2 separate regions of the Homo sapiens genome follow, and region 2 is linked to region 1. Evidence: read pairs that join two places in POLR2A ChIA-PET (ENCODE). Cell type or tissue: Panc1. All regions are shown on one strand.

Region 1 (5,000 bases):
AAGTATTATCAATGTTGAGAGCCTGTAAAAGCATCAAGTATATTATAGTTTCCAAAAAATTGTGAATTAGACTGAAAACCAGCATTTAAAAAATAAAGTGATGTTGACTTAAACACTGGTTTTATATACATGCCGCATATGAGCTGTGGAGGCCGCTCACATGCCAGCGTACTGGTTCATCTGCAATGGGCAGGCGGGCCATACCCCACTGGGGAGAAATCTTATGGGCTTCAGAAATGTCTAATGAAATAAGATTTTTAACTAGTTCAAAATCGGAGTTCAGAAACAGTTCAGTTAATATTTAAGTGTCGAGTTAAGAGAGGAGGTTGAACAAAATTCATTTTGAAGCTTTCACAGAGTTTTTAAAAAGCAAAACTTTAGACTTAAAATGGACTGTTTTATTATATGCAATGCACGTGAATATTAAATGTATGTTAAGTTTTTCATTTAGCAGATTTCTCCCCAGACTTTTAAAACCACCACCAAAAAATATTTACATATTCTCTCCTCTCCCCCAAAGCATCCCTCCCGTACACAAATACCCTTATTTTGAGACCGTGTTGCTCTAGATTAAACCAGTTCTTCCAAGAGCAGCCCGTAGGATTCTGCTCCATCCAGAGCAAGGCCCTTGGCTAAAGTCACTGCCTCTGCTTGACTGAGCCGGGCTGGGAATCTCATTATGGAAGCTTTCCACCTCCTTCCCAAGCCAGCCCTCTAGCGGAGGCCAAGATTGCGTCATCGGTCCTGGGCCTCATCCCTCCTTGCCTGAGGCCTGCTCACCTAATGTGTTTCAGGAGCATTCCAGCAGCCAGGCCTTCAGTTGCTCCCCGATCCCAGATGGGGAAAACCTTGTGCGGCACATTTGCCTCAGGAAGACTGCACTGGGCTCCCCGGCGCCCCTAGGACAGCGTCCCTTCACGTCGGAGAGACTGGGTGTGGGCCGTGAGGTTTAGGAGGCTTTAGGAGAAGGAAGATCCTCTCTCAGGAGTGAAATGATCTTATCTGAGAGGATGGAAGTGGTGAGGGCATCAGCATGGGTCCTGGGCTGCGGCTGTGCCTCTTCCTCCCCATGCTGACACGTGCTTGCCCACAAGCGCCCCGGGCCTCTACATCTCTTGGTAGTTTAAAGCTCTATTTTAGTCTCAACTAGCAGTTTCTCTCACTGGTAGATCTAAGTTCTAAGACTATTCAATGGGTTCTGTTTCTTTTTTTAAGAATTAAAAAAACTGTTCCAGTTAATTCACGGTCACTATGAAAAAAATAGGCAGGACATGTAAATAAAAGATTAAAATATATACAAATCAAAGAAGGAAGTACACCCAGGCCAGTTATCAGGCAAGCTTGCCAGACATCAATCCAGCAAGAAAACGATAGTGTGCTTTGAAAATGCCAAATCCGGCCGGGCGGGCGGCTCCCGCCTGTGATCCCGGCACTTTGGGAGGCCGAGGCGGGCGGATCACGAGGTCAGGAGATCGAGACCATCCTGGCTAACACGGTGAAACCCCGTCTCTACTAAAAATACAAAAAATTAGCCGGGCGTGGTGGCGGGCGCCTGTAGTCCCAGCTACTTGGGAGGCTGAGGCAGGAGAATGGCGTGAACCCGGGAGGCGGAGCTTGCAGTGAGCCGAGATGGCACCACTGCACTCCAGCCTGGGCAACAGAGCAAGACTCTGTCTCAAAAAAAAAAAAAAAAAAAAAGAAAAAGAAAAGAAAATGCCAAATCCGGCCAGGTGCGGTGGCTCATGCCTGTAATCCCAGCATTTTGGGAGGCCAAGGCGGGTGGATCACCAGAAGTCAGGAGTTCAAGACCAGCTTGACCAACATGGAGAAACCCCGTCTCTACTAAAAATACAAAATTAGCTGGGCATGGTGACGCATGCCTGTAATCCCAGCCACTCGGGAGCCTGAGGCAGGAGAATCACTTAAACCCAGGAGGCAGAGGTTACTGTGAGCCAAGATCGTCCCATTGCACTCCAGCCTGGGCAACAAAAGTGAGACTCTGTCTCAAAAAAAAAAAAGAAAAAAGAAAGAAAAAAAGAAAATGCCAAATCCATTACTTCTTTGGGAACCTCAGGTGTAACCGCTGGTGTGCTGTGGATGACACAGCATCACTGGGATCTGGTGCCTGGTATGAGCTGTGTGAAGGAGTAGGAGTGTGCTCACCCATCCGCAGGGCCACCGTTGGTCACTGTCCTACATTTTCCCTCCTTGCTCCCAGGGCTAGTCCTGGTTAGGTGTGGGCGGCAATCTGGGGACAGCAGTCAGCTTGCTGTCTGCTCCACTCTGCAACAAACTGCCTTCCTCAGTGCCCACCCCAACGGAGAAGGAACAAATGGTCTTCTGTTTGGATGGAGGAGAGGATTTGTATCTGTTCTCAGCTGCCTGTGGGTTTGTGCTTCCCACCTGCCTGCCCAGGCCTCATCTGATGTATCAGGAGTCCTCTGGGCGGGCACCAATGAGGGCAGCCTTTCAACTAATCCGGGGTGCCACCGAGGAGCTGGAGTGCGAGCTCTTTGGCCCTATGGGAAGCTCCCCTGGGAGGCTGCACTCTTTTCTACCAGTGAATGTTCTTTCACCCACTTCCTGCGGGCGCTGGCCAGATCCTCTGTGAGCAGTGGAGCTTGGCATGGTTCAGCGTGGAGCAGCCCTCCCAGCCACCCAGGGAAATCTCTCCATTCAATTACCTCCTGGCTTCCCACGCGTGGCCCATTAGCCTTGTCTGGGGCTCTTATGCATCAGGATTTATCATTGTGCAGCACCTGCGGGGGAGCTTGCCCCAGGCTTTGAAGGTCCTTCTGCAGAGGAGCTTAGGCAGGAGCAGGGGGCGCACGGAGGAGGTTTCTCTCAGTGGAGGAGCACGTGCTATGATTTCCTAGCCTGCTGTTGACGCTCCATTGCGGTCCTCATCACTTCAGAGCACTTTCATTCTTATTTTATTTTTAAATTTTTAAAAGAGACTGGGTCTCTTTTGTTGCCCAGGCTAGAGTACCGTGCTGTGATCACAGCTCCCTGGAGGCTTAAACTCCTGGGCTCAAGCAATTCTCGTGTCTCAGCCCCCTGAGTCGCTAAGACTACAGGTGGGCATCACCATGCCTGGCTAATTGATTTTATTTTTTAGAGATGAGCTCTTGCCACGTTTCCCAGACTGTGCTTGAACTCCTGGCCTCAAGCAATCCTCCCACTTCAGCCCCAAGAGTTGCTGGGATTACAGGGGGAAGCCACCTTGTCCGGCCCAGAAGCACTTTTCAAAGCCTCTTACGTTGGATGCTGTAGGTTCCATGCGACAATGACACTAATTATGATTTAAGCAGCACCTACTAGAAAGGAGCGTGTCTCATACATTATTGATCACTCTTAAAACTGCCTAGCTCCACGTGGTGGCTCACTCCTGTAATCCCAGCTCTTTGGGAGGCTGAGGCAGGCGGATCACCTGAGGTCAGCAGTTCGAGACCAGCCTGGCCAACATGGCGAAACCCCCTTTCTCTACTAAAAATACAAAAATTAGCCAGGCGTGGAGGCGCGTGCCTGTAATCCCAGCTACTTGGGAGGCTGAGGCAGGAGAATCACTTGAACCTGGGAGACGGAGGTTGCAGTGAGCCGAGATTGCACCACTGCACTCCAGCCTGGGTGACAGAGTGAGACTCCATGTAAAAACAAACAAACAAAGAACCCCAAACTGCCTAGCTCCATTTTGTTCAACAAGAGGCTCAGAGAGTATGTTTGAGGTCACCCACGTGTGTATTTTACGTCTAAAACCTCTCCTGACCCTCGAATGACCCACTCCTGGCTGTAGTCAGTTAGGTCTGTTCAGCCGCAGGAGAGGAGGCTCACAACGGCCAGGCAGGCTCCGATCTTCTCAATGTGGTCCCTCGCTGTGGCGGCTTAGCTTAGATCTTCTCTCAAACTCAGGCCGCTAGAGGGTCCCCACCGGGAAAGGGACACGCCAGGGCGTGGGGCAGGTCTGGAGCGGCCCGGGGCCGGGTGGATCCCGGCGCTCTGCTTTTACCTGGCAGGCGGGAGCGGTCCGGCGGGGCGTGGGCGCAGCGGGGGCCCGGGGCTGGAGGGGAGGGGACGGAGGGGGCAGGAGGGGGAGGGCCGGGAGGAGCCAGCAAGCTGGCGGCGGCGGCGGCCTTGAGCCACTGGCTGGGGCTGGTTGTGGCCGAGGCTGTGGCGAGAGGCGGGGCCGCTGGTGTGGCCAACGAGCCCGTAATGAAGCCCGGCGCCTGAGTCCCCTTTGTTCCCGGGGAACTACTTAAAAAGCCCCCTCCTCAGTCCCCGTGCGGGGCGAATGAGGACAATGGCCGGAGTCGCAGTGGGCAGAGCGGAACGCCCCCTTCAGAGAGGCCTTTCCAGCCGCGCGGCCCGGGGGACTGCAGGCGGGGCGCGCGCTGCCCTTCGAGGCCAAGAGGCCAACGGTGAAACAACAAAGATTTTTTTTTTCTTTCTTTTTTCTTTTTTTTTTAGAAAGAAATCTCGCCATTGCCGGGAATGGGTAAATCACTCAGGCCGCGTGGGTCCTTGGCAGATGGCAGAGGCGGCTTCCCAGTCCCCCACCTGGCACTAGAGGGACGGGGCGCGCACCCAACGGTGGCACGCATCGCCGAATTTTCCTGAATGCCGCTGTGGCACATTCCTGGCCTTTGCAGTTATTAGGAAATGAGAGGATCTTTTTTCCTTCTACTCTCCCCTCCCCCTGCCTTCGTTTTTCTTCCAGGCATGGAATTATCTACTTTAGCAGTTCAAAAGACATTCCATTCCCATGACAAAGACAGAAAGGGGTGATGTTGGCATACTGTAGCCCTCTTTCTCATAGGGAGACTTGAGCAATAAATCATAATGAATGAGAATTTAAAATAGCATTTATTTAACCTTTAATAGTACACCTTGCTGATTTTCAAAGCGTCACCAACAGCTTTGTTTTTCACATTCCCCAGCAAGGGTCCAACTCAAACTTTGAGCAGACAGTAGCGAATTTTATTCCTCTCATATATTCCTAAAAA
Region 2 (5,000 bases), 240 kb after region 1:
GTCAGGCTGGTCTCGAACTCGCGACCTCAGGTGATCCGCCCACCTCGGCCTCCCAAAGTGCTAGGATACAGGCGTGAGCCATCACACCTGGCCAGGACCTTCTTAAATGCTCTGTTTTGGTCAGAAAGTGCTGGGACCCCGGGGTGGCACACCCAGCACTCACCAGGAACTAAGTACTTGCTGTCCGTTTTGGACACGTGCTGGCAGCTTGTTGACTCTCATGCCGCCATTCTCAAGAGGGGCTCCCTGGCAACCTCATCTATTGCCTGTTGGAAAGGGACAGGGCAGGCAGGGACAGGAGAGGCCGATGGCAGGCAGTTGGCTCCCAGGGTCGGTCTGAAGAGAGAGGAGAGAGGTGTGAGAAAGAGAGGGACCCACGGCATGAGGGTTGAGGCAGGGGCCAGGTCTTGCCTTGGATGCCCCAGGAAGTATGCCAGGCACTTGGGGGAACTCCTGCCCTGAAACAGTGAAGTCTGCATCCAGCAGGCCAGTTTGTTGATGAACAGGTTTGGCTAGACTGTCGAGGAGTCAGAATTTGTCCCTGTCTAGTTTGTTTCTTTGTATGGAGGTGTGGGCACAGAACGAGTCCTTAGAGGATGCTTCTGGGGAGAGAGCAGTGAAGACCAAAGTTCTAGGATGGTTTGAGAGCTCCCTTCTCTGGCACGTGGAAAAGCAAGATGTGTGCCCTCCCCCAAACACGCGCCACACCAGCTTCGCTTCCCACTGGTCTGAACGTCTCTCTTGGCTAATTCTTCCTCTTGGATTCCATTACCTTTGTGCTAACAGCTCCTACAGCGCCATTTTATATCAGCAAAAAGTACCCAGCACAGTTGCCTGAGTCAGGCAGGAAGAGCTTTGTGCCCCTCCCGCCGCCCACTCAGTACCCACCCACACAGCACACAGCAGGGGTACTGAAAGTGCATCTAGGCCGGGCGCGGTGGCTTACGCCTGTAATCCCAGCACTTTGGGAGGCTGAGGTGGGTGGATCACGAGGTCAAGAGATCGAGACCATCCTGGCCAACATGGTGAAACCCCATCTGTACTAAAAATACAAAAATTAGCCGGGCGTGGTGGCACATGCCTGTAGTCCCAGCTACTTGGGAGGCTGAGGCAGGAGAATCACTTGAACCCGAAAGGCAGAGGTTGCGGTGAGCTGAGATTGTGCCACTGCACTCCAACCTGGCGACAGAGTGAGACTCCGTCTCAAAAGCAAACAAACAAACAAAAAACAAAGTGCACCCACAGGGTGTCCTGGGGGTACCCATGCATCATCCTGACTGTCTGAGTATCCCCAGGCCAACCTTAAGAGTACAATATTCCTTCAGGTGGGTAAACTGGTATGGTGAGACCCTTTGTGGGTTCCTGTATGGCTCTGCCACTTACTTGCTATGTGACCTTGGGCAGGTTACTTAACTTTTCTGTGCTTCAGTCTTGTCATCAGCACAATGGTGATAATACTAACACCTACTTCAGAAGGTGTTGTAAGAACTTAAAGTGTTAGTAAGTCTAAAATGCCTGGCCCATGGCAAGTGCTCAATAAATATTAGTTTCTGCTTTTACTATTGTCACAACTATTATTAGTTTGGTGCAAAAGTAATCATGGTTTTTGCCATTGAAAGTAATGCCAAAACGCGATTACTTTTGTACTAACCTAATATTATTATGCAGCTCTAAGCAAGTAACTTTCCCTCTCTGAATCTCATTGTCCTCATGATGAGTGTAAGAGTGTCTGTTTCATAGGACTGTTGTGAGAATTAAACAGTGTTAATTACTATTGTAAAGTTTGCAATAAATAACCATTATTTATGTGTTGCTTTAGCCTAGTTTATCTCCCGGGAGCTGACTTCATTTCTAAACGTATAGGGGTTTCTTAGAGGAGCTTCAGAATACTAATCATCGCTAGTGAGGGCACTTGGACACTTTGCTTCACCTCAGCCAGCACCTCTTTTCCCAGCTGTAAAATGGTATGATAATAAGCACCCCTAGGAATCTCAAGGATGTTACGAGGGAAAAATATGCAATAATATACAAAGCACTTTGAGCTTCTCTGAAGACAGACGCATATAAATGGAAGGTGGTATTATAAGGTGGGGTAATCACTGGTTACCTCCCCCCCTTTTTTATTTAATTAGGAGAAAACCAGTAATTAGGAAGCATGGCCTTGTTAAAGCTGTGGCCTGGGAAATAGTTCTCTTGGCACCTAATCAGAACTGTGACATGGCGCAAATTTTTGCAAAATGTGGGCAGCAGGGGACCTTCCCCAAGGCTCAGACTGTGAGAAATTTGCGTCTAGGGGCCAGATCCTGAGGTGGCTGAGCTGGCTGGGGAGGCTTCTAAGGAGATCTTCACTCAGGTCTGCAAGGGGGCTCTGCCCTGCCTCAGTAGCCCTCATCTCTGGGGGCCCCAAAGTCATTCTCATCTGCAGGTTAGAGCTTGCTGCAGGCCCAGAACCAAGCTTGTCCACCACGTGGCCTTCTTGGACCCACTGGGGCAACTTCAGGGTTCTGAAAAGCACCTCAGATCTAGTCTGGTCTCTGATTCAGTAGCAGAGACAAAGAAATCCCCTGCCTGTTCCCCTTAAAATGGGCCATTGTGGAGTAGGTGCTGGGGCCCTAGCTTGCTCCCCACTGTGCCTTTGTTAGAGCATTAGCCTCCAGCGGAACCCACTGTCTCTCTCCTTGCGAGTCCCAGTTTGCCCATTCTCCCGGATCCTGCTTAAAGGCCGCCTCTGCCAGGAGGCCTTCCCAGGTCTTCCCAGTTACCATCACTCTCTTCCTCCTCTAGACTCTGTGTTTGGTACAGTGTGGTTTTTGTGTTTGTCCTGTCTTCTCTCACATTTGACTCTGAGCCACTGGAAGAAAGGGAAGGAAAGTAAGAGAAATGAAGTATTCCCATTCCCAGGCACCTGGCCAGTTGTTGCAGACAGAATGACCAGCACTGTTGTATTGATTCCCCCTCAATACGTTGAAAAAGCAAACGGGAGGCATCTGGAAAATCTTGAGATAAGCAGCTTCATTTTCAATGATGAGTCTTTTAAAATACACAGAAATGGTATAACAATCATGTATCCACCACTTAGACTACCAATGGTTACTTTTGTCATATTCACTTTAAATGTCTTTTTATTATGTATTTAAAAGAAGTGAAACTTGTAGATACAGCTAGGGCTCCCCGTGTCCACTCACTGAAGTCCCTTCCCTTTTGTCATATTCACTTTAAATGTCTTTTTATTATGTATTTAAAAGAAGTGAAACTTGTAGATATAGCTAGGGCTCCCCGTGTCCACTCACTGAAGTCCCTTCCCTCTCCCTTCTAGGGTCCACCACTTTCCTTGTCATCTGGTAAAGGACCCTGCATCCATGGATGGACAGAGGGGATTGCTAAAGTGCTGAATCGCGTGTGAAATTCTACGTGTGCCTCTTTCTCACACATGCCACATCCATTGCAGAGATGCTCTTGACTCAACCTTCCAGCAGTCTCCACTGCAACCACTCTGGCCAAGGCCACCATTTTCTTTTCTTTTCTTTTTCTCTCTCGCCATGGTTGGAGTGCAGTGGTGCGATCTAGGCTCACTGCAACCTCTGTCTCCAGGGTTGAAGCGATTCTTCTGCCTCAGCCTCCCGAGTAGCTGAGATTACAGGCACGCACCACCATGCCCAGCTAATTTTTGTATTTCTTAGTAGAGATGGGGTTTCACCATGTTGGCCATGCTGGTCTTGAACTCCTGACCTGGTGATCCACACGCCTCGGCCTCCCAAAGTGCTGGGATTACAGGTGTGAGCCACTGCGCCCGGCCCAGGCTACCATTTTTTGACATTTAAATCTTTTGCTCCCCGTAGCAGCCTCAGACAGACATTCTAAAGTCTTAGATCATATTGCCCCTTTGCTCAAAGTCCACTCATGGCTTTAGATTTAACTCAGTAAAATTCCTATGTGATATGTGTCTCCCGACTTCTGCCCCTGTGACCTCATCTCTCACTGAGGCAGCCTTCCTCCCACTTCCCGAGGTCCAGCCATGCTGCTCTTTTTGCTTGTCCTCATTCACGCTGGGCATGACCTCAGGCTGTTCATGCTCTTGTTGCTGTGCTCTTTCCCCAGATAACCACATGGCAAAACCGCTTATATTCTTTGGTTCTTTGCTCACATTCACTTCTCAATGAAGACTCCCTGACACATCCTGTTTAAAAATGTGACATCATTCCCACCTATCTCTCTCTTATCCTGCTCTAATTTTCCTTTTTCCATAGCACTCTTTACCAGGACAGGGTCTCACTCTGTTGCCCAGCCTGGAGTACAGTGGAGTGATCATGGCTCACTGAGGTCTCAACCTCCTGGTCTCAAGTGATCCTCCTACCTCAGCCTCCTGGGTAGCTGGGACTATAGGCACATTCTACCATGCCTGGCTAATTCTTCGTTTTTTTTTTTCTTTGTAGAGATGGGGTTTTGCCATGTTGTCCAGGCTGGTCTCGAACTCCTGGGCTCAAGTGATCTGCCCGCCTTAGCCTCCCAAAGTGCTGGGATTACAGGTGTGCACCACCTTGACTGGCCCATAGTACTTGTTTTCTAGCAAATTATATATTTTACGTATTTATTACATTCAATTTTTATTGCTTGTTTTTCTGTGTTACAATATAAGCTACATGAGAGCAGGAAATTCTGTCTATTTGTCCACTGATGTTTCTGAGTCCCTGCAATAGTGCCTGGCACATAGGTGCTCCATAAGTATTTGCTGAATGATTAAATAAATAAATGGATGAATGCATATGAGCATTTCTCACTGGAGAGGGTCCAGAACTTTCATTAGATTTTCCAAGGTGTCTGTGACACAAAAAAGGGTAGGAACCATTGACATAGTAACCCATCAAAAAGTTTGCTGGAAATTCTTTGCTTGCCAGGAAGTCTGCCTAATGAAGCAGGAGATCCTGAGGGATTTTTCTCCTTTTTTGATTTGTGTCTCTCCAGAGAGCTAATGCTGGCAGCTGTTGGGATGTCCTCTTCCA

What was found. Peaks named below come from ENCODE experiments on the same cell type or tissue, not always from the same donor. Only the 100,000 strongest peaks of a DNase experiment are listed, where the experiment ranks them.
Region 2: POLR2A ChIA-PET joins it to region 1 with 12 read pairs; 3 of 35 experiments call an interaction of 5 or more read pairs at or near these places.

What each region holds. Positions count from the first base shown.
Region 1 is chr3:194,296,312-194,301,311 of GRCh38, reverse strand. It overlaps LINC00887 (long intergenic non-protein coding RNA 887), which reads left to right. Exons shown (of 3, transcript NR_024480.1): 3 at 1-113. Among named protein-coding and RNA genes, the nearest start is that of LINC00887, 14 kb to the left of the region's middle. In Panc1, no CTCF peak of the experiment used is centred here; no DNase peak of the experiment used is centred here; H3K4me3 peaks cover 352 bases; H3K27ac peaks cover 1,321 bases.
Region 2 is chr3:194,052,405-194,057,404 of GRCh38, reverse strand. All of the region lies in intron 1 of LINC02028 (long intergenic non-protein coding RNA 2028), which reads left to right. Among named protein-coding and RNA genes, the nearest start is that of LINC02028, 16 kb to the left of the region's middle. RefSeq lists an enhancer at 1-462. In Panc1, no CTCF peak of the experiment used is centred here; no DNase peak of the experiment used is centred here; H3K27ac peaks cover 2,312 bases.